Regions from separate parts of the Homo sapiens genome. Here regions 1, 2 and 3 are each linked to region 4. Evidence: chromatin loops called from intact Hi-C (ENCODE). Cell type or tissue: Caco-2. All regions are shown on one strand. Each heading gives the region's core, and the rest is flanking DNA. Links, peaks and the distances in the headings are about the cores only. Region 1 overlaps PIBF1 (progesterone immunomodulatory binding factor 1). Region 2 overlaps KLF5 (KLF transcription factor 5). Region 3 has its middle 46 kb from the start of KLF5. Region 4 has its middle 160 kb from the start of LINC00392.

Region 1 (5,745 bases), core at 1,196-5,195, 410 kb before region 4:
TTGCATTTTTCTTTATGTGTGTCACTCTTTCGGTTCATACTTAACTGTTTTGAAATTTTCTTAAGAGTATCTTTTTACATGTTTTTCTTATGCACCTATGTAGTTAAATTTTACAGTCAGCATGCTAAAAAAAAACTACTGAGCGGGTAAATTAATTTTTCTTTAAATGAAAATATACTTGTTTCTCAGATTCACACATACATTTCTCATCATAGTGGTGCTCTTCAAGTTAAACTGTTTTCGATTTGTTGGATATAAATGAGTGTTTTTAAAGAGAAAGATAATTATTATAGTGAAAACCAAAAACACATGTATGATACAAGTCATATTTTCCCTATAAAGTTTTAGAAAGATTTTTTTTTTCCATGTAAGGGTGTGTGACTTCAGGTCTGAAGAAATTTAGGGACTAAAATGTTGCAAAAAATACTGCAAATGTTGAATTTACACACATACTTTATGAGAAAGCTAAAGCTATTGTATTAACAGTGAGAATATATCTTGAATTTTTATAATCTTTTTCTATCAAACTCTAAAATGCTTTCAGATGAATTATGTTATACTACCCTACTTAGGAACCAGTTACAAATTACTTTCAAGTAAGTGTATCTGGGAATGAGGAATCAGAGAAAGGAAAAGTTTTAAATTAGTCTTCTCTGCTGAGAATTGGCCTTTTGCTTATGTTTTCTAGGATTCAAGAGGGAATTAGGCTTTTTACCCAAAATACATACTTTTCAGTAAATAATAAGTGTGTTTAATATTGATATATTATCTTGTAGTTTTTTATATTCATTTATTTTATTTAAGCCTCACAACAGCTCATTCTTACACCCATTTCACAGAGGCAACAACTGAATCACAGTTGTTCATTCTGTAAAATGTTAATTCTCCTCAGTTTTGAGTTGTGTAAAAGACATTTGAATTTCCTTTAGATTGTACTCTCTGGACCACTGTGTTTATATAGGCTTGTATAGAACCTAATAGAACTATGTCAAAATTGTTTTGGTTTTTGTAAGTATTTTGATTTCTTCTTTAATCTTTTCATTATCTTCTTTTAAATTATAAATATCTTTGTTGTATCCTACAAGTCAGTTCAGTCTTGTGTGACCCAATATATTAATATCTCATCATAAAAATATTTTATCTGTGCATATATACCCTTTTAATTTTTTATATCACATTTTCACATCTATTATGTAACATATAGACCTAGCAATTTTTAGGTTTCTTTTTTTAAGAATGAAATGTGTATTTTCCCACTGCATTTTAGAAGCTTGTGATATGTTTTCGGTTAAATTAAAAGTACATTTCTCTGACCTTTTTTTGTCAGTAAGGAGCAAGTAAATGACTTCTCTTGCTATCATTTCTAACCCTGTGCTTATATGACTATCTTAGAATAGTAGCAGCTTATAACAAACCAAACAATTCTGAGACATAAGGAGACACACACACAAAAAAAAACTACAAAACTGTAAAATCTCTGAAACTGTATAATCTCTGAAAATATTTGGTGGCCAGGCCGGGCGCAGTGGCTCACGCCTGTAATCCCAACACTTCGGGAGGCCGAAGCAGGGGGATCACGAGGTCAGGAGATCAAGACCATCCTGGCTAACACGGTGAAACCCTGTCTCTACTAAAAATACAAAAAAAAAAAAAAAAAAAAAAGCCAGGGCGGTGGCGGGTGCCTTGTAGTCCCAGCTACTTGGGAGGCTGAGGCAGGAGAATGGCTGAACCCGGGAGGCAGAGCTTGCAGTGCAGTGAGCCAAGATCACACTACTGCACTCCAGCGTGGGCAACAGGGTGAGACTCCGTCTCAAAAAACAGAAAAAGAAAAAGAAAATATTTGGTGGCCAGGAGACAATATTAACAATTATATGAGATAATTATAGTCATAATTCTGTTAGACACCATATTGGCAATATCTTGTTGTAAACTTAAGTCACTGATCCCGTATCAAGGAGCTGACACTAAGAGAAGGCTGGAATACAACATGGAGAAGGTACAGGCACTGGAGTGAGTCATACTCTGAAAACCAGTGCTCTAAGTGGAGGATAGGGTTTAAAGTCTGAAGTTGATGCTGAAAATCAACAAGAATATGCAACAAAACCCATCAAACACTACTGAAATAGTAAAGGCCAGGGTCCAGCACAGTGGGTCACACCTATAATCCCAGGACTTTGGGAGGCTGAGGCAGAAGGATTGCTTGGAGCCCAGGAGTTGTGTACTAGCCTGGTCAACATAATGAGACTCCATCTCTAGAAAAAAAAATTTTTTAAAATAAATAATTAGCTAGATGTGGTGGCTCGTGCCTATAGTCCCAGCTTCATGGGAGGCTGAGGTGGGAGGACCACTTGACCCCGGGACTTCAAGGCTGTAGTGAGCTGTGCTTGCACCACTGCACTCCAGCCTGGGCAAGAGTGAGACCCTATCTCAAAAACAAAACAAAAAAGAAGGAAAAAAAAATTTTGATGAAAAAGTTAAGACCAGAAACTAGACAGCAGCCAGATGACTACTGTTAATAGAAGGGAAAGCAATTGCACTTGGTCACAAAGCCAGGCATCAAGAAAACATGAATGTCAGAAAGCAGAGTGGGGAAAGTAGTGAGAAGTCCAGGGTAATCAGTAATGAGATGCACAAAAGGGTCTGAGCAAACCAATCAGAATAGAATTAAGGTTCCCACACTCCTGTTTTAAGTCAACAATAGCAGTAGATTTTAATTCAGGAACCTACTTCAGTGTGTTAATAATAGCTTCTTATCTGGATCACTGTTGAGAATTACCCTAAGATCATATCCATGATTGTGAAAGAATGTTTCAGGTGATTAGTTATGTCCCGGAGGCTGTAACAGCCCAATTGTCTCTCATTTGCTATCATTCGTATAAAAGCATGAGCTCTCACTAAGCCTTCAGTCATAGATAGGGTATAGCTCCAAAAATGTTTCTGTCATCTTTTTTTTTTTTTTTTTTTTTTTTTGAGACAGAGTCTCGCTCTGTCGCCCAGGCCGGACTGCGGACTGCAGTGGCGCAATCTCGGCTCACTGCAAGCTCCGCTTCCCGGGTTCACGCCATTCTCCTGCCTCAGCCTCCCGAGTAGCTGGGACTACAGGCGCCCGCCACCGCGCCCGGCTAATTTTTTTGTATTTTTAGTAGAGACAGGGTTTCACCTTGTTAGCCAGGATGGTCTCGATCTCCTGACCTCCTGATCCACCTGCCTCGGCCTCCCAAAGTGCTGGGATTACAGGCGTGAGCCACCGCGCCCGGCCTCTGTCATCTTAAATGTATTAGAATAAGAAGTAGATAAACCTGCTCTGCTCTAGTCAGTACTTCTTTCTTTATTCTGTTCTAGGCCCAAAAATTTTCAATGTAAGGAAAACAGGATGATGAAAGAATTCTTTTCAGTCATAAGAGAGATGAATGAAACTGGGGATGTTTAGAGAAGATAAGACTTAGTGAAAGATAAGAAATTCAAAGTAGGCACGTAAAACAGGCAGTAAGAGATTTGTTACACATGTCTCCAAAGTCCAGAATTAAACCAAAGGCTAGATGCTATGAGGAGACACATCCTGTTTTGTTGTTCTACTTTTTTTTTTTTTTCTTTTTGAAACGGGAGTGTTTTGGTTTTATAGTTGAGTAAGGAAAACCTAGATTAATACCTAATGTGTCTTCATTTTTAAAGCCTGGGCTAGGTGGCCATATAGTCAGAGGGGATTTCTTAATTGTATAGAGAGACTGGGCTAAATAACTTGAAGATCTCTTCCAAACCTGAAATTGTGTGTATCACAGACATTGATGGAAGGCATCTGCATTATTGTATAATGATAGCTTTGACCCCAGAAAGGCCTTACTTAATTTGAATGCTGTTTCACTTCTTAGTAGCTAAATGAACATGGTTAATTTTCTTGAGCCTTCTTTTTATTTATTTATTTTTATTTAGAATTTTTTTATTTTCCTTTGTTGTTTTTTTTTTTGAGAAGGGGTCTTGCTATGTTGCCCAGGCTGGTCTCAAACTCCTGGACTCAAGCAATCCACCTGCCTTGGCCTCCCAAAGTGCTGGGATTATAAGCATGAGCCACCATGCCTGGCCTTCTTGAGTTTTTTTTATTTTTTGTAATTTATTTATTTATTTATTTATTTTTTTTTTTTTTTTTTTTTTTGAGGCAGAGTCTCGCTCTGTCGCCAGACTGGAGTGCAGTGGTGTGATCTCGGCTCACTGCAACCTCCGCCCCCCGGGTTTATGTGATTCTCCTGCCTCAGCCTCCCAAGTAACTGGGACTACAGGCGCATGCCACCAGGCCCGGCTAATTTTTGTATTTTTAGTAGAGACGGGGTTTCACCATGCTGGCCAGGATGGTCTCAATCTCTTGACCTCGTGATCCACCCGCCTCTGCCTCCTAAAATGCTGAGATTACAGGCATGAGCCACCGCACCTGGCCCTTCTTGAGTCTTTGAAGCCTCAGTTTCTTCTCTTCAAAATTAAAGTAATATCTACTTCTTGGTATTTGAGTGTGAATTAAATTATTATGTAAGATACTCAGCACAAAGCCTGGTACATTGTAGATACTCAGTGAACATTCACTTCTGTCCCCTCTCTTCCTCCCTCCAGACCTAAAATTTGTATATACTTCTTTTGAGGCAAAGAGACAATCCCAGGGTGATGTTACCCTACAAGTGGAAGCAAGTATCTAGATAGGGAGATCGAGGGGCTGTAGATAACAGCAGTTTGCAGTTGCAGATATTAATACTATTCTACAATTTGCAGTACAAAATCTGTTTTGTCCTTTATGTAGTGTATAGTGGTATTGCATTCAAAGTAACTTTTTAAAAATAATACATTATATTTGCTTTAATAGTAGTTTAAAATTCTTGTTGAGCATTTAGAGTGTAGAATGGATGACTTTGAATTAAAGTTATATTTTCTTTTAAACTATTTTTAATCATGTTAAATAGGATAATGATATTTTGCTATTTTAAAAAATTTTTATCTGTTAAAAATTCCCACTGAAGTATTTACAAGTGAAATTATCTGAGGCTGGGCACAGTGGTTCACACCCATAATCCCAGCACTTTGGGAGGCTGAGGCGGGCAGATTGCTTGAGGTCAGGAGTTCAAGACCAACCTGGCCAACATGGTGAAACCCTGTCTCTACTAAAAATACAAAAAATTAGCCAGAAGTGGTGGCACACCCTTGTAATCCCAGGTACTCAGGAGGCTGAGGCAGGAGAATCACTTGAACCCAGGAGGGGAAGGTTGCACTGAGCGGAAATCATGCCACTGCACTCCAGCCTGGGTGACAGAGTGAGTCTCCATCTCAAAAAAAAGAAAAAGAAATTATCTGAGATCTGGAATATGTGTTAATATATATCAGGGGGAAAATCTGGTAAGGAAATAGATAAAACAGTGTTGACAAAACAATCCTGGTAGTTCCTCAAACAGTTAAACATAGAGTTACATACAACCCAGCAGCTCTATGCCCAGGTATATAAACAAAAGAAATTGAAACATATCCACACAAAAATTTACACACAAAACTTTTCACTGTTTCAAAATGTGTCAGTGTTTATGAGTGCAACATTATTCATAGTAACCAAAAAGTGGAAATAACCCAGATGTCCTTCAGCTGATGAGTAAACAAAATTTGGTATATCCATGCAGTGGAATATGATTTTGCCATGAAAGGAAGGAAGTACTGATAGATGGTACAACATGGATGAACTTTAAAAACATTATACTAAGTGAAAGAAGCCAGTCA
Region 2 (5,745 bases), core at 661-4,660, 330 kb before region 4:
CTTAATACGGAAGTACAGCACCTACTGGAATATAAACACAAATTTTCCATTTGTAGTTTGGCTTGATTATCTGTATTCTTTCCTGTTAAAGTGATACATAAAACAAATCACTTCATGCCTTTAATAAGGTAATGGGGGAGGGCTCTTTAAAACTTTTAAAACTGAAGCTTCAAATAATCTCATCTAGCATGAGAGATTTCTTCTTTAAAGCCAGATTTTAAACACTGAATCATCAAATGTAAAGATTTCAAAAGGATCTCCAAAATGACATGCTGTTCTCCTTTATTTTAGGTTGCACAAAAGTTTATACCAAGTCTTCTCATTTAAAAGCTCACCTGAGGACTCACACTGGTATGTAATTTTCTTGTTAATTCTGTGAGTTGTGTAAATAGTGTAAGTGGTATTCATCCTTTTAAAAGCTAACACGTGTTTGATCTCTTCTCCTGTCAACTTTGTTTTTTTTTTTTTTTTTAAATAGCCTACCTTTTCAGCACAGGCTTGGTTCAGAATTCAGTTCCATGAGAAATCTGGTTCCAGGAAGGCCGGTGATGTTCCCTCACTAAGGCCTTCTTGCCCTGTCACCGCTCAGAGTTGATTACCCAAAAATGTAAACAGCGATGTTTACTAATGGATTTTAAAACTTATACTGGCAGTGTTTTGAAGGAAAAAAAACAAAACAAAACTCATTTTCTTCCATAGCAAATAATTTTGCTCTGAGAAAGCCATTTTAAACTCTTAAAAACTTTCCCATTTGGAGTGTACTGCATAATTGGTGAAAACGTTAGTTTCACCTCTAGGTTAAAATATCTGTGTTTAGTATGTTTTCTGTGCTTGATGAAAGGTAGTGCTGAAATTGCAGTGTTAAAATCAGGTGGTCAGAAATGGGTTACAAGCCCCAGCCTAAACTTGGTATGTGTGAGAGACTTGATCTTTATTCTAGCTTACATTCATTCTTGTTTACATATGCTTTTAAGTTTAGCTCCTCTACTTTTGTATTTGCTTTGTTCAATCTATAGCAGTCACTTTTTTTGAGATGGAGTCTTGCTCTGTTGCCAGGCTGTAGTGCAGTGGTGTGATCTCAGTTCACTGCAACCTCTGCCTCCCAGGTTCAAGCGATTCTCCTGCTTCAGCCTCCCGAGTAGCTGGGATTACAGGCCCCCACCACCATGCCCAGTTGATTTTTGTATCTCTAGTAGAGATGGGGTTTCACCATGTTGGCCAGGCTGGTCTCCAACTCCTGACATCTTTATCCACCTGCCTCGGCCTCCCAAAGTGCTGGGATTACAGGCGTGAGCCACCGCGCCCGACCAGCACTTTTAAGAGCTTTTAAACTTTAAAATTATATCAGAAGCCATTTTAAGATGAAACCAGGTGGCATACTTTAAAGGCCCCCCAAATACTCCAAATATTGTCAAATATATAGATGGTTACTATTTGCGATTTTCTTAAAAGAGCAGCCCTAAAGAAAAGAACTTATATAAAGTGATTGTGTTTTTTTCCCTCAATAAATACAGCCTTACCTAAAGTTCAGAGAATAAGTTTGCTAATAAAAGCAATGACCTAGCAAAATGTATTATTCCATCATTGCTATGGAAACCAAAGTATTCAACAGTTCCTTTGAATGGGTTGTTGGATTAGTGTGAGGACTTGAATCTCCCGAGGCTAGATGTTACTATGGAAATTGAGTTTTGATAAATGAAGTAGTTATCTCTAACTGCTGCATTAAAAAGTAAAAGCCTTTGAACAAAGGTCAGTGCTGAGGTAGAGCCCTAAGAGGAATATGGTTGCAGACATTTTGTATGCATGTTAGGAAGCATTGCTTGATATCCCAGTGATAAACACTACTTACTAAAATCCGATGACAATGTTGTAGATTCCAGGGCTTTTTGAGAAACTGCTTTTAAGGAGAAGGCATCTTATGTATTTATCTATGAAATGAGCGGGCTGTTTTGGCCTGAGGTTTTTGCATGGAGACAAACTGATTACATAAGAGGAAGGATCCTTCATAGGCAGCCCAAGGTAGAAATTTTTATAGTTAAACACAAATGAATTAAGCATGTTATAAAAACTCCAACTTAAAGTTTTCAAAATACAAATGACAAGTGCCAGGAAAATATTCCATGTAGAAATACCAAAATGTCCTTTTACAGAATATAAATGGAAATATAAAGACATTTGAACTATTGTTTTTTTCACTTTTGGAAGTCCTTGAGAGATAGGAGGGAACACATTTTCCTGGGTTTAAAGTCTCCTAATAAAAGAGCACAATTGCATATAACGATGTAATCAACTACTTATTGCAGGGATGTAGTCAAACCCATATCTGAATAGCCTTTCACCCCGTCAGGGTTTAGTGCCCTGAATGCTTATACCTGCGATTCAGGAACTTGACCTGCCGGCAAATACATTTAATCGTGGGTTGTCTTAACAATGCTTGTACTAATAAAAACAGACTGAAAAGAAGACCGAGACCTGGTTTGGGTCCCTTGCATCAGCTTTTTCACCTGACCATAAACATTGTGGCCTTCAACATCTAATGAATGAGAACATGTAATCCAGTTTAATAAAGTTTTGTTTGATAGTCTTTCAAATGCCTTGGGGAGGGTTTGTAGCAGACTTGTTCATCTGGCTAAACCTGTTCTTGGGTAATCATAGAGCATTGAGGTTGTTTTCTCCTCATTTCTCATTTCTAGACAATGCCTTTTAAAATTACCTGTTCTCTCATTGCATCCTCCCCACCCTGCCCGCCTGTTGTTTTTAAATGAATGTATCTGAAGCCAGCAAAGGTGTTTTTTTTTTTTCTTTCCCTTTAAGGCCCAGGTAGAACAGTTAGGACAGTTTTTCTAAATTACTTCTCTTATGTAATAGCTTTTTTTGGTTTTCTTTCTGTCCTCCTCCTCCCTCTCGGACCGTTGATCAGAGGACTTTAAAAACCACACAACAGTTGATGACATAAAATACTCTTTAAATGATTGTCGTTTTACAGGCAGAATGTGAAGCACCCTAGCATTTCTTTGGAAAATAATTGTAATTGCTTTAAAATGTCAAGTTACCTTATGTTTTAAAAATAATTTAGGCAATGAAAACAGCCTACATCTGAGTTTAATTACTTCTTCTGGATTTTTAGATTGGAAGTGCTTCTTTAACTTGGGTTGCAAATTGAACCTAAGCAAATAATAGTCTTAACAAAATAGAACTTTTTAAGTAATCTGAGATGACAGAGTAGATGATATATCAGTTTCTTAAACCAGAAGTATAGCATTCAAGTCTTCTAAGTTCATATACTTTGATTTCTTTATCAGGAAATCGCATATAAATAATACAAAGTTCTGTCTTCTTTGTGTGATTAGACAATACTGGAAACATTTGCTTCTATTCTAGGGAATAATTATATTTTATTTATATCTGTACATACATAGTATAGCATAAGGCCTGTAGAAGCACCCCTTATAGATGTGGATGTTCGCATGTATTATTTGTAGTATGTGTGTGTATACATTTATCATGCCTTTGGTGAGAAATAATTATGGCTGCTTCTAGGTAACAATGTCAATGAGTGGTGTATTTCCAATTCAAAATATTTGTACTTTTAACAGCATTTAAATGAACATTGTACTGAAATTTGTATGCCTCATGATGTCTACAAGGGGCGGAACACATTGCTATTACTCTAAAGTTGCTCCCAAGTATACTGTTTTGTCTTTATAAATCAACATGACTGATAAACTGTCTATTGCAACCAGTATTATATGCTCACATACCTTACTTTTTTCTTTAATATAATGAACATTTAAAATAATGTCTAAGTTTGCAAAGGTTTGAGGCAAGTTGAAATCAGTAGGAAAATATATTGACTGTATCTTCAAACAAAAATTTGTAGAAATTTAAAAAGTTCTTACCAGAGAAAAAGTTCTGAAAAAGTAAACCATGAACTCAACACAGATGTTTGAAGTCCTAGCGGTTCCCTTCATGTGCGTGGATATACACTTAACCTTAGAGAATATGGAAAAGCTGTTGGGAAATCAGGGTACGGTAACGTTTCTAGATTTTTTCTTTCTTTTTTTTCCCCCGTTTCAGCTATCTGGAACAGGGCAAGAAATTAGCATTTGTACAAAGAAAGTCTTTGAACAACACACACTTGGCTCAAGTATTCCTCAGACCCAGACTCCATGCATTGGACTCTGTGTGTACTAAGTGATCCCAGAGTGGCTTACTGGAGATTGACAATGGAAAAGGACAATTTGAAACACGCCCGTAGGAGAAAATGGAAACATTGTACAAATAACATAGGAACACAAAATTCACTCTTCTTTTTTTTTTTTTTTTGAGATGAAGTCTCGCTTTCGTCCCCAGGCTGGAGTGCAATGGTGCGATCTCGGCTCACTGCAACCTCCACCTCCCAGGTTCAAGCGATTCTCCTGCCTCAGCCTCTCAAGTAGCTGGGATTACAGGCGCCTGCCACCACGCCCGGCTAATTTTTGTATTTTTAGTGGAGACGGGGTTTCACCATGTTGGCCAGGCTGGTCTCGAACTCCTGACCTCAGATGATCCACCCGCCCCAGCCTCCCAAAGTGCTGGGATTACAGGCGTGAGCCACCACGCCAGACTCACAAAATGGACTCTTAAAGCACTGTGTTCAAGATTCCCTGTTTAGGAAAGATTTCCACATTAAGTCCTGGAAAGATTTTTAGTGGAAGCCTAGTTTGTAAAGGGGTTACATTCCCATTTTCTGCCTTACTGTCTTTTGCAGAAGACTTTATTGCCTACTGACATGTGTAGTAAGATGTTATTAGTTATACTTCGTATAATCTGTACTTGAGATTTGCTGCTGAATATATTGACTTTCAGTTTGGGTACTAAAAGATCCTTAGATATGAATTTCTTTTCTAGGGCCTGGCACAGTGGCCCACACCTGTAATTCTGGCACTTGGGAGGCCGAAGCAGGTGGATCACCTGAGTTTAGGGGTTCGAGACCAGCCTGGCCAACAAGGCAAAACCCCATCTCCACTAAAAATACAAAAATTAGTCAGGCGTGGTGGCACATGCCTGTAGTCCCAGTTACTCAGGAGGCTGAGGCAAGAGACTCGTTTGAACCCACGAGGCGGAGGTTGCAGTGAGCTGAGATCGTGCCACTGCACTCCAGCCTGGGCAACAGAGTGAGACTCCATCTCAAAAAAAAAAAAAAAAAAAAAAATTCCTTTCTAGGTCTTTGCTCCAAAGTCATTTTTCATGGAATATATTAAACATAGCTTTTGGTTTTAAAATCTCGATAATATTTGGCTGGGCGCGGTGGCGGCTCACGCCTGTAATCCCAGCTCTTTGGGAGGCGGAGGCAGGTGGATCACCTGAGTTCAGGGGTTCGAGACCAGCCTGGCCAACATAGTGAAACCCTGTCTCTACTAAAAATACAAAAATTAGCTGGGCATGGTGGCACATGCCTATAGTCCCAGCTACTTGGGAGCCTGATGCAGGAGAATTGCTTGAACCTGGGAGGCAGAGGTTGTGGTGAGCCAAGATCATGCCACCACACTCCAGCCCGGACAACAGAGCAAGACTCCATCTGAAAAAATAATAATAATAAAAAATAAAAAATCGATAATATTGACAATAAAGATATTTTCATTGCAGGTACTTACTAAAAGCAACATTCAGTGTTCTGAACATAAGTTACTCTTCTTTTTGTGGAACTGTGGGAAAAGGGTAAAAGGCTTTTTAGGAAAACTGTATACAAAGGTTTTCACTCTG
Region 3 (5,745 bases), core at 702-4,701, 290 kb before region 4:
GTTTTCTGTATTTCTGAGACCTTAATCCCAATCACTCTTAAATGCTTGAAATGAGCCCATGTTCCTAAAAGGAGGGGGTTTTTGTCCACCTGAATTTCTCTGCAGGAATCTACAATGATGCCTCAAGCATCAGTATATGAAGTCAACCACTGTCATTCATCCAATTCATTCATTCCATTCATTCTTTTAGTTAGCCCTAAAACTCCATGGTAAATTATTATGGCCAAGAGAAGGCTAAACCAACCAGCTGTTTAAAAACATTAGAATTTGGGATCGCAATGAAGTTATGTGTCTAAACTAAAGGCAGAAATTATTATTATTTTATTTATTTATTTATTTATTTATTTTTTTGAGACGGAGTCTCGCTCTGTCGCCCAGGCTGGAGTGCAGTGGTGCGATCTCGGCTTACTGCAAGCTCCGCCTCCTGGGTTCACGCCATTCTCCTGCCTCAGCCTCCCAAGTAGCTTGGACTACAGGCGCCTGCCACCATGCCCGGCTAATTTTTTGTATTTTTAGTAGAGACGAGGTTTCACCGTGTTAGCCAGGATGGTCTCGATCTCCTGACCTCGTGATCCGCCCACCTCTGCCTCCCAAAGTGCTGGGATTACAGGCGTGAGCCACCGTGCCCGGCCGAAATTATTCTTATTTGATTAATCACTGATACCTTTAGTTCCCATTTGTTTGTTTCCTTTATTTTTTGCTTTTGTTAATTCCACTGCCTAACCCCCAAACGTTTACCCTTACTGCTCTATTTTGCATCTGAACGTTATTTGCTACTGCTGCTGTACTTCTCTGGGTTTAAAACGGGACAGTAGTAGATATGAGGAATCAAGAGCAGTAGAAACCTAGATCTTACATTTTGGTCAGATTGTAAACGTGTGATGACAATAAGATATGATCAACTTTTTGACCTTACCCTTCAGCTCTCCAACTGACATTGGTTGTTTGGAGGGGGACAAATCCTGACTCAGGATCCAAGTATCTTTCTTCCCCTCCATGGTAAAGAATGTAATTCTAATTGGGAAAAGAAGAAAGAATTATCAAATTTTAACACATCAACTGGTTTCTAAAATACTTTTGGAATAGTCTAGTATGAATGTCTTTAAAAAGTGGGGCTGGGATTTTATCTGATCTTTGTTGGTTTCTATCAATTGTGGCACTGGAGCCTGTTAAAAATAAATACCATATAGAGACACGTTTTCCGAAAGCAAAACCTGGTGTCTGCAAAACTTACAGGCTCATGGGTTTCTAATTGGGAGTGTGCACACAGACCCCTCCAAGGTAAATACATACATTCTAAATTTACCCGAGCGCTTTAAGCAGCTCTTAACATCCTATGACAAGGAGAACATTTGTTAATCAGAAAAATTACAACCTATTCATACTTATTGTTTGATTATTTCTCTGCTGACCTCTGAAGTCCCATTGTTGATTGAATTAGTTATAGTAACTCATATTTATTTTAGCAACTAGCTAATATAAATGCAAACTCTTCTTATCACCAGATGATTGATAGGCACATTAAGAAGTTGTTCAACAGGTTGCTTGGTTTGAAGAAATGTTTAAATCCTGATGGGTTACCTTTTTATCAGCAAAGAGTGGGAATTAGCACAGATAAGCCCATAGTAACAAAAATTTTATTTTCGAAGTGGAATGTTGTCAGTTCTTTATATTTGATTTTGCTTGAAGCAGTAGATTCTATCAGTTCCTTTTTATAGATTTAAATGTATTTTGGAGGTATTGCTTTTCTATTGTTGACTGGAGAAGGTATCCTATAAAGAATATTATCAAGCAGCTGAAGGTGATGAAGTATCTGTTGGCACTAATCTGACTTTCCTTCTTCTTTCTGTTTTGTTTTTGCATAAAACGTCCATTTTGTAAAGGCTTTCAGGCACTTGAACTAAGTTAGCCCCACAAATGCCTAACATTTTTTTCACTGGTAAAAGTACTGTTTTGATTCTTTTTTTTTTTTTTTTTTTTTTTTTTTTGGGACAGAGTCTCTCTGTGTTGACACGCTGGAGTGCAGTGGCACGATCTCGGCTCACTGCAACCTCCGCCTCCTGGGTGCAAGCGATTCTCCTACCTTAGCCTCCAAATTAGCTGGGATTACAGGCACGTGCCACCACATCCAGCTAATTTTTGTATTTTCAGTAGAGATGGGATTTCACCATGTTGGCCAGGATGGATGGTCTCGATCTCTTGACCTCGTAATCCGCCTGCCTCGGCCTACCAAAGTACTGAGATTACAGGAGTGAGCCACCAAGCCCGGCTAATTTTGGTATTTTTAGTAGAGACGGGGTTTCACCGTGTTGGCCAGACTGGTTTTGAACTCCTGACCTCAGGTAATCTGCCAGCCTCAGCCTCCCAAAGTGCTGGCTTGAGCCACTGCGCTTGGCTTCTTCTTCTTCTCCTCCTCCTCCTTCTTCTTTTTTTTTTTAAATGGAAACATGAGCACAATAGGGTAAGGTAAATTGCCGATGGCTATCCAATAGGTGAGTGACAGGATTAAAGTTCATAGGTCCTCATCCTTAATCTGGTCATTGGTGCATAGGCCCAGCAGGGCTTCTTAACAACTGGCTGTGATTTTCATTATAATATCTCTTCCTGAGGACATAGGTACTTTAGTGATAAGCACTAGAGAAAGGTCTAAATATGGACATGATGGGTTAGTCAAAAGAAATGACTGAAAATTTCTTCTTGATTGGAAACTGAATAATGTTCCTAGAAAATTCTGTTGAAGCCGGGTGCAGTGGCTCACGCCTGTAATCCCAGCACTTTTGGAGGCTGAGGCCCCGGGGGGGATCACCTTAGGTCAGGAGTTCAAGACCAGCCTGACCAATATGGTGAAACTCCAGTCTCTACTAAAAATACAGAATTAGCCGGGCATAGTGGTCCATGCCTGTAATCCCAACTAGTTGGGAGGCTGAGGCAGGAGAATCGCTTGAACCCGGGAGGCAGAGGTTGCAGTGAGTGGAGATTGTGCTATTGCACTCCAGCCTGGGCAACAAGAGTGAAACTCCATCTCAAAAGAAAAAAAGAAAAGAAAAGAAAATTCTGTTGAATAATGCCTCAACTTCCAAAAGGTGTCTGATGATATGTCAGGACTTTTCACAGCACCTCAATTTGTTATTATCATTACTATTATTATTATTAGTTTTTTAGAGACAGGATCTTGCTCTGTTGCCTAGGCTGGAGTGCAGTGGTTCGATTGTAGCTCACTGTAACCTCAAATTCCTGGGCTCAAGCGATCCTTTCATGTCAGCCTTTTGAGCAGCTGGGAATATAGTATAGGCATGTGCCACCATGACTGACTAATTTTTAATTTTTTTTTTTGTAGCGATAAGGCCTTTTTTTTTTTTTTTTTTTTTTTTGAGATAGATTCTCACTCTGTTGCCCAGGCTGGAGTGCAGTGGTGCGATCCTGGCTCATTGCAACCTCTGCCTCCCAGGTTCAAGCGGTTCTCCTGCCTCAGCCTCCTAAATAGCTGGGATTACAGGCATGCACCACCATGCCCGGCTAATTTTTTTTTTTTTTTTAAGACAGAGTTTCACTCTTGTTGCCCAGACTGGAGTGCAATGGCATGATCTCAGTTCACCGCAACCTCTGCCTTGCGGGTTCAGGTGATTCTCCTGTCTCAGCCTCCCGAGTGGCTGGGATTATAGGCATGCGGCACCACACTGAGCTAATTTTTGTATTTTTAGTAGAGATGGGGTTTCTCCATGTTGTTCAGGCTTGTCTTGAACTCCTGACCTCAGGTGATCTGCTGTCTTTGGCCTCCCAAAGTGTTGGGATTACAGGCACAAGCCACTGCACCTGGCCATTTTTTGTACTTTTTTAGTAGAGGTGGTGTTTCACCATGTTGGCCAGGCTGGTCTTGAACTTCTGACATCAGGTCATCCACCCACTTTGGCCTTCCAAAGTGCTGGGATTACAGGTGTGAGCCATCACGTCCAGCCTAGATAGGGTCTTGCTAAGTTGCCCAGGCTGGTCTCGAACTCCTGGGCTCAAGGGATCCTCTCGTTTCTGCTCCCCAAAGCACTGGGATTACAGTGTGAGCCACTGCACCCTGCAGGACCTTAATTTCCCTTTTCTTTTTTTTTTTTTTTGAGAAGGAGTTTCACTCTTGTAGCCCAGGCTGGGGTGCAGTGGTGCGATCTCAGCTCACTGCAGCCTCTGCCTGCCAGGTTCAAGCGATTCTCTTGCTTTGGCCTCCCGAGTAGCTGGGATTACAGGTGCCCGCTACCATGCCCGGCTAATTTTTATATTTTTATAGAGATGGGCTCACCATGTTGGCCAGGCTGGTTTCAAACTCCTGACGTCAGGTGATCCACCCATCTTGGACTCCCAAAGGGTTAGGTTTACAGGCTTGAGCCATCGTGCCCGGCCCCTGTTTTAATTTAATCAATTCCCATACCCTTTTGGTAATTTTTTAATTTCAGAATTGCCCTACATAGAATTCTATTTCTTGGTATTTGCTTCATAGAATTTTTACAAGATGATACAGTAATCCAAGCAATTCTATATAAAAAGTCACTACAAATTCTCTATAAAAAGTCTCTACTAAGAATACAAAAATTAGCCAGGTGTAGTGGCAGGCGCCTGTAATCCCATCTACCTGGGTGGTTGAGGCAGGAGAATCGCTTGAACTCGGGAGGCGTATGTTGCGGGGAGCCAAGATCTGGCCACTGCACTTCGGCCTGGTTAACAGAGTTAGACTCTCTCAAAAAAAAAAAAAAAAAAAAAAAAATACAACTCGCTTAGAGTCACCTGCTAGAGGTTTCTGGTTATTTGGAGATTTGCTGGCTCTGCCATGGACATGATGGCATATTCGTGGATGATATGGAGAGTGACAAAATGGCTGAGTGTCTAATTATTAATCAAATCACAGATTCATATCTCTCTCCCCCTCCTCCACTAGTTTCCTTGGAGACACAGTTTTTTGTCAATTTTTTGAATTGCATTAATATTAACTATGACTTTGAATCAGGAAGAATGCAAAATATCTGAAGAGTAGTATTTATATCTTCCACGTGACATTTGCATCACATGGATAAACTTTAAAAATGTTCTTGAGAACACGGGAAAATAAGGAAATAGAGTTCAAAAATAAAGTATAGAACTTGTTAGACTAGTTTCTGTTTAAAACTCGGTGGATTATACCTCTTTGTTTTAAACCATTAGAACAGCAATGATTAAATATCAGATTCCTTAAAGAGTCACCAGTTCCTTTTGGAAAGTTTTGATTAAAGCATTGTATTTATTAAACTGTTCTACCCACACATCTTTCCTTCAAGATGTTGTTTTTCCCACGTCTACTGTTTTATTACATGACAGTTATTGAAAGGTTAGATGTGGTTTAATTTCTCAAGGTTTATTTTTATATGTCATAAATCAAGCTTTGTTTTTTTAATACTTTACAAGAAGCAGTGTGGTCTGTTCAAAGGGGGTGCCGGGAGACCTGGGTTCTATTTCTGACTATGACATGTGACTGGGTAAGTCGATGAATTCATCAGTGTCTCAGTCTCCCTTGCCATGTAATGGGGATAATAATATCTCCCTTTTACCTACTTCACAGTTTTTTTTTAAAGGATTAATTAGTTGATGTTTGCAAGTCACTCTGAGCTCCTTTGATAAAATACAAAGCACCATTATTTATGACAATAATAATAGTGTCTCGACCAGTACGTTTCCTTTCATCCAAGGATGGCAAAGTACTTTACCACTGGGATTGCAGCTTTACAGCAG
Region 4 (5,484 bases), core at 1-4,000:
GTAAAAAAATATGTGAAAGAGAAAAACCTGAAGTGAGGGGCAAAAACTAAAGAGGACTAAGAAGATGGAGAAGATACGAACAAAAAACCAGTCAGTGTCACAGGGAAGAAATGGTGGGGAGACTGAGAATTTGGGAAGGAGTTCTAGGAGCAGAGATGGGGCAGTTTGGGTCTGCAGTGTTTCGCTGCTGGCCAGAGAGCAGGCATTGCCCCAAGATCGAGAGGCCAGGCAGGGTGGTGAGGCCAATGAGCAGGGCGGCTCATAAAAGCAGTCTTTTTGTTGTGGAGACAAGAGACTGGTGGGTCAGATAGACCAGTTTTTTCCCCTTTGTCCCCTCTCTTTGACTTTTGAAAGCTTCATGGGCAATGCGTATTTTGAAGTCTTTAAGTACCACTCAATCATAGGGGATTTTCCACAAGGACTTAAAAAAGTGCAGATTACACTGTAAAAATGCTTTTCAGTCAATAAAAGTCCGTCTTTACTAGGTAAATTTCTTTATGATGTTTAACTTTGGTTCAGGTCCTGATTCCGAGAAGTGAAATTTGGTGCAGTGAGGGGGAAAAACAACGTGGAAAGAAGAAAACCCTGCAATAGCCATTCAAAACCCCACAATCAGACCTTGTTTATGTGATATGGACTCTGAGCTTTCTCTTAAAAAATGCATGTGATTAAGAAAATACTATGAGAACTTAATAATAGTTCCCTGAAACCTGTGATCCACCTCTTATCTTTCTAACTCTTGGAAATGCAGCTAATAAGAATGTATGTTTTTACATTCATTCTGATTCATAAGAACCAGTAATACACTGATTCTTAGCAACAAAGTAGTTCTTTAATTACTACAAAACTCAATAATTCATTGCCTATTGTTGTGCATGGCACATAACATTCGGTGACTTGTATTGGCATATTCGTTTACATGTGTCACTGCTGTACCTGTAATTTAGTTTAATGCCAGATCAATGTGCCAAGTGTGTGTGTGTGTGCGCGCGTGTGTGTGTATGTGTGTGTAAAACTCTTCCCAACAGTAGTTTCATGGGAATTCTCAGTAGTAACTAAAACAGTGTCCATTTTAAGAAATCACAATCAAAGTGCCTGTTTTTTGCAGGTATTCATAATATTCTTTACCCACACTAGGGCACTGAGTGGCTCATCAACGGTTTTCCTCGTAGGAAATTATTTAATATTATCTTTTAAGAAGCGAAACACTTGGCTGAAGGAGCAATTCGTTGTCCATAATTCATTGTCCATAATTTTGCCAAGAAAGGTGTTGAATTTTGAGTTAGTTAAATCAAAATAAAAGCACAGGGCATGAAATCAGCTTGTGAGACCCAGTCAGATGGTTAATTCAGAGGAAAGACCAGATGCAGATGATCTGATTGAACTTTTCCAGTTTGAATTTTTCTCATTTCTCAGGTTGAGACATATAGTTTCCTGATCCAGGGTATCATTTCTTGGCAGAGAAACTGAGTTTTTCCCACGTGACCTACTTGCCCAAAAGGAAGATGTCCGAAAAACAGTGCATGCCATGTCCTTTCTGTATCAACATCAATCTCCATCAAAATCTTCTTGTCTCTACAGGTGTTCCAGCTAGAAGATTTGGATGAAAAGTGATTCCAAAAAAATGAGGCAATCTCATCCCGAAACTATTTAAAACTACTCTCCTCTCTCTTGATAAACCGTCAGTAGGAAGTGTGTCGTTTATTCCCTCACTCCACACTGGATTCATATGGGCTGATAGCAGCAGGATTAAAAATTTTTTTCATCATGAGTTAAATCCCTAAGATTTAGAGTATTTTGTTTGTCTGAATGTCTAAGCGGTACAAACCTTAGCAATCCATATTAAAATGGAGAATTCCTTCTTTTGGTATTCACAAGCATAACATACATAATCCTTTATCTCTGGCAAAGCTATTCACTTTTTGGCCTTTGGCTGTTCGATGTATACAGTATCTATAGTTATTGCATGCAAGAGTTCTCAACTGACTTGCAAACTCTTTGATCAAACCAGCTAAACTTGATTTTCCAGATTATTCAAGAGACAAGGCACACAACTATCAGCTTTACAAGTCCTGGCAAGCAATCAAGACCCCATGCTCCCCACTCCCTTTATCAGAATCAAAGGTAAACAGGGAGCCAGTTCTCATTTAAATATTTAGCATCAGGATCTTGCCTAGACTTTCAGGGTTGTAGGAGCAGAAGAAAAACAACAGTTGCAGTGAGAAAAAGGTTTCTTTGGCATGGATGCCAAACTAAATAATGACACCCAAAGCAAAAACATGCTTCATTGAAACTTGACTTTAGTCGATTCAGCCTACTTAAAACAAAGCTTTTTTTGTCATTTCAAAAGTGAACATTGTACTTTGCTCTGGCAGCCATTTATACGTTTTTGAATGATTCGCTTATACATAAATCCCTGGCCTCCAGGCCTTTCAGCACCTCAAATCCGAGTGATTTGAAAACACAACTGAAAATTTCTGTATACAGCGCCTGCCCTTTTCTTCCTCTTAACCTTTTATGCCATCCATTCTGAGTGACAATGTTTTGACATACATTGTCATGGCGCATTTCTCCCTGCTCCCGCTTTTATTCCTTTGGAAGTATTTACAAGAGATCAAGGACTGTATTTCCTTTTCCTGAGGAGCATGGTTCTTCATCACCCCCTCATGTATTTCTTTCTCCGTGGATGCCACCATTCTATCGACTTCACTAAGGCAGAATTATTGGAAGACATCATTTGTGACCACCTTTGTAATTTGTGCAATCTGTAGTAGGAAGGCAACCAACGAAAATCAGATTTCATTTTTTTTTTAAACTAAAGTAGCAATGTCAAAGCCTTTATTCAAACACTGATAAGTCTGCTTGGTTAGTGAGCAGCTGATGGGACTAGCAGAGTATAAATGGTACTAGTTTGAGAACGTGTGGTGGTTTGGAAGGAGTTGAGGAAGCAGAGGAACATTTTCTTAGCCCCTCTTTTCTTTGGAGGAGTTCAAAACTAGCACTGCTGGCATACTCTTTGGTGAAAGTGCCCTTCTAGAGGCAGGAGTTCTTGGTACATCCTGAATTAGGTCTCAGCACATTTTCCAGTTGACTTCTTTTTCTTCTTCTTCTTCTAAAATTGGAGGTGGATGACCCTATCATTTTGGCTAAATTTCTAAATGTGCCATTGCCTTCTGCATCTCAGAAGTTTTCACAGATGTTAACAGAATACTTTCCTTACCTCGCTATGGCATCATCTGTTAGCTCTTGTTTGGCACTGCAGTGCAAGTTAATTGGGGGTTGCCTCTTGCATTACAACCATACAGGTGTGACTGACAAGCATGGTGAAGTCAGAAGTGACACTTTCTACTAGGGTAGATCCCCCTAGGGGACTGTAGGAATGGAGTCAAATTCTCTACAAGCTGCTCCAATGCCCCAGTGTAGACATAAATTGATCTCTTAAAGTCAATTCTGGGATAGGGTAAGTCCAGCAACCATTATGGGACTTCCTTGAAAAGTCATTATTGCTAAGACCTACCTTTTAGAATAGATAAATATATTTAAAGATAGAAAATTCTTGTGGCTCTCAGCAGCTGTTGACCCTGTTGCTTACTTTATCTATATATATGTGTGTGTGTGTAAAACTGCACTCTTCTTTTTTTTTAACCCGCCCCTCTGACAACTTCTTCCTAGTCTCCTTTGCTCTTTCCACTTGTTCTAGAAGTGCCAGCCAGATAACATTATTTACTAGTAGAGTTTCAATTGCCGGCTCTATGGTAATGATTCTTTAATCTTGAGGCAACACTGTTCTTTAGGATTTTAGAGTCCTTTATTCAACTAATAGCTAGGTATCTGCACTCAGATGTCCCCCAGATACCTCAAACTCAACCTGTCCAACACTGTCATTGGGTACACAACTGCTTCTGTTCTGTGGCCTGTGACCTGCATCTCCACGAATAGCACCATATTTACCATGTTTGTTTAAGCCATAAACCCAAGAGCCCTTCTGATTATTTCTCTTTACTGACCTCATACATCTAATCAAACGAGGTCCTACTGACTCTGTGTGTCTAAAATTTCTTAGATCTGCCCATTTCACTCCATCCCCTTTGGCACTTGCAGTGCATAGCTCTGTACCACCTCCTGCCTGGGTTACTATTTGGGCTTCTTGTTCTTGACCTTGGAGATAGACCTTTCTGGACTATAAGCCAAACCTGCCCTTCTCTTTAAAGCCATCAATAGCTCCCCCTTTCTCTTCAGATAAAATCTAAGCCTCTTTACATAGCCTGTATAATCTTATACTTTTTATACCTCTCCCACCCTATCTCTTTACTCTTCACTTCTTGAATGCTAGCCTTCAGATACTGACTTTCAGTTCTTTCAAATGCTCTTTAACTTCTGTATCTTCCCTCATGCTGTTTGTAGCCTTTTGCCTGGTTCTATTTGCTCTCCCTTATACCGGGATGATGCCACTCAACTTTTAAGTCTCCTTTAGACATGGCTATTTTTAGGAATCCTTCTTCAACGTCCCAACTCTGGGTTATAGTGCCTCCTATTGCCCCTCTACACTCCTGCACATAACACTTACCTGTGGATTTGATTGTCTCTTTTAAGAGTTTCTATTTTTCACTCTCCCATAAGTTCTGTAAGGCCAGTGACTTGGCAAATGTCCAGTATGTAATAGGCAGTTAATAAATAGTGGCCAGGTGCAGTGGCTTATGCCTGTAATCCCAGCACTTTGGGAGGACAAGGCGGGTGGATCACAAGGTCAAGAGATTGAGACCATCCTGGCCAACATGGTGAAAACCCGTCTCTACTAAAAATACAAAAATTAGCTGGGCGTGGTGGCACGCACCTGTAGTCCCAGCTACTCAGGAGACTGAGGCAGGAGAATCGCTTGAACCTGGGAGGCAGAGGTTGCAGCGAGCTGAGATCATGCCACTGCACTCCAGCCTGGCAACAGAGCAAGACTCAGTCTCAATAAATACATACATAAATAAATAAAATAAAAATAAATACAAAATAAATAGTTTGTGGAAAAAAAGAACAAATGAATGCATCAAAACAGAGTTTGTCAATACTAGCAGGCCCTCCTTGCTTGATGAGGCAGATAATGTGCCTCCTTCATTTTATATTCCCAAATCTGTTGCTGTTAGAATCATATTTAATTGAGTAGGGAGAGAAGGTCAAGGCAACATGAGGGTTTGCAGGGTCCTTAGGTATTATATTCATTTTATAGATGAAATAGGTAAGGCCCAGGGAGATTAAATCACTCATTATCATCCCATAGGATTACTCCTGTGACTCCCAGCCCAGCATCCTCTTTCCTCAGCCTTTTAAATTTCTGCCACCTTGATATGTATGAAATAGCAGCTCGCCTTGGGGTTTCTTTGTTTTAATTTGAATTACCCTGATTACTTCTGAGTTGAACATATTTCACACACACACACACACACACACACACACACACACACACGCACACACACATATATATATATATATATA

What was found. A loop is a pair of places that touch in the nucleus more often than their neighbours do. Peaks named below come from ENCODE experiments on the same cell type or tissue, not always from the same donor. Only the 100,000 strongest peaks of a DNase experiment are listed, where the experiment ranks them.
Region 1: it touches region 4 in a loop (3-fold over the local background); 1 of 110 quality-filtered maps calls a loop at or near these places.
Region 2: it touches region 4 in a loop (4-fold over the local background); 1 of 110 quality-filtered maps calls a loop at or near these places.
Region 3: a loop joins it to region 4, with 2.5 times the contacts of the local background. A loop is called at or near these places in 1 of 110 quality-filtered maps.

The regions. Positions count from the first base shown.
Region 1 is chr13:72,983,732-72,989,476 of GRCh38, forward strand. The region is part of intron 16 of PIBF1 (progesterone immunomodulatory binding factor 1); the gene reads left to right. Among named protein-coding and RNA genes, the nearest start is that of KLF5, 72 kb to the right of the region's middle. In Caco-2, for the core only: no CTCF peak of the experiment used is centred there; a DNase peak (open chromatin) is centred at 3,260.
Region 2 is chr13:73,063,533-73,069,277 of GRCh38, forward strand. KLF5 (KLF transcription factor 5) reads left to right here. Exons shown (of 4, transcript NM_001730.5): 3 at 292-351. Among named protein-coding and RNA genes, the nearest start is that of KLF5, 7.4 kb to the left of the region's middle. In Caco-2, for the core only: no CTCF peak of the experiment used is centred there; a DNase peak (open chromatin) is centred at 2,597.
Region 3 is chr13:73,101,897-73,107,641 of GRCh38, forward strand. No RefSeq gene overlaps it. Among named protein-coding and RNA genes, the nearest start is that of KLF5, 46 kb to the left of the region's middle. In Caco-2, for the core only: no CTCF peak of the experiment used is centred there; no DNase peak of the experiment used is centred there.
Region 4 is chr13:73,397,449-73,402,932 of GRCh38, forward strand. No RefSeq gene overlaps it. Among named protein-coding and RNA genes, the nearest start is that of LINC00392, 160 kb to the right of the region's middle. In Caco-2, for the core only: no CTCF peak of the experiment used is centred there; a DNase peak (open chromatin) is centred at 2,083.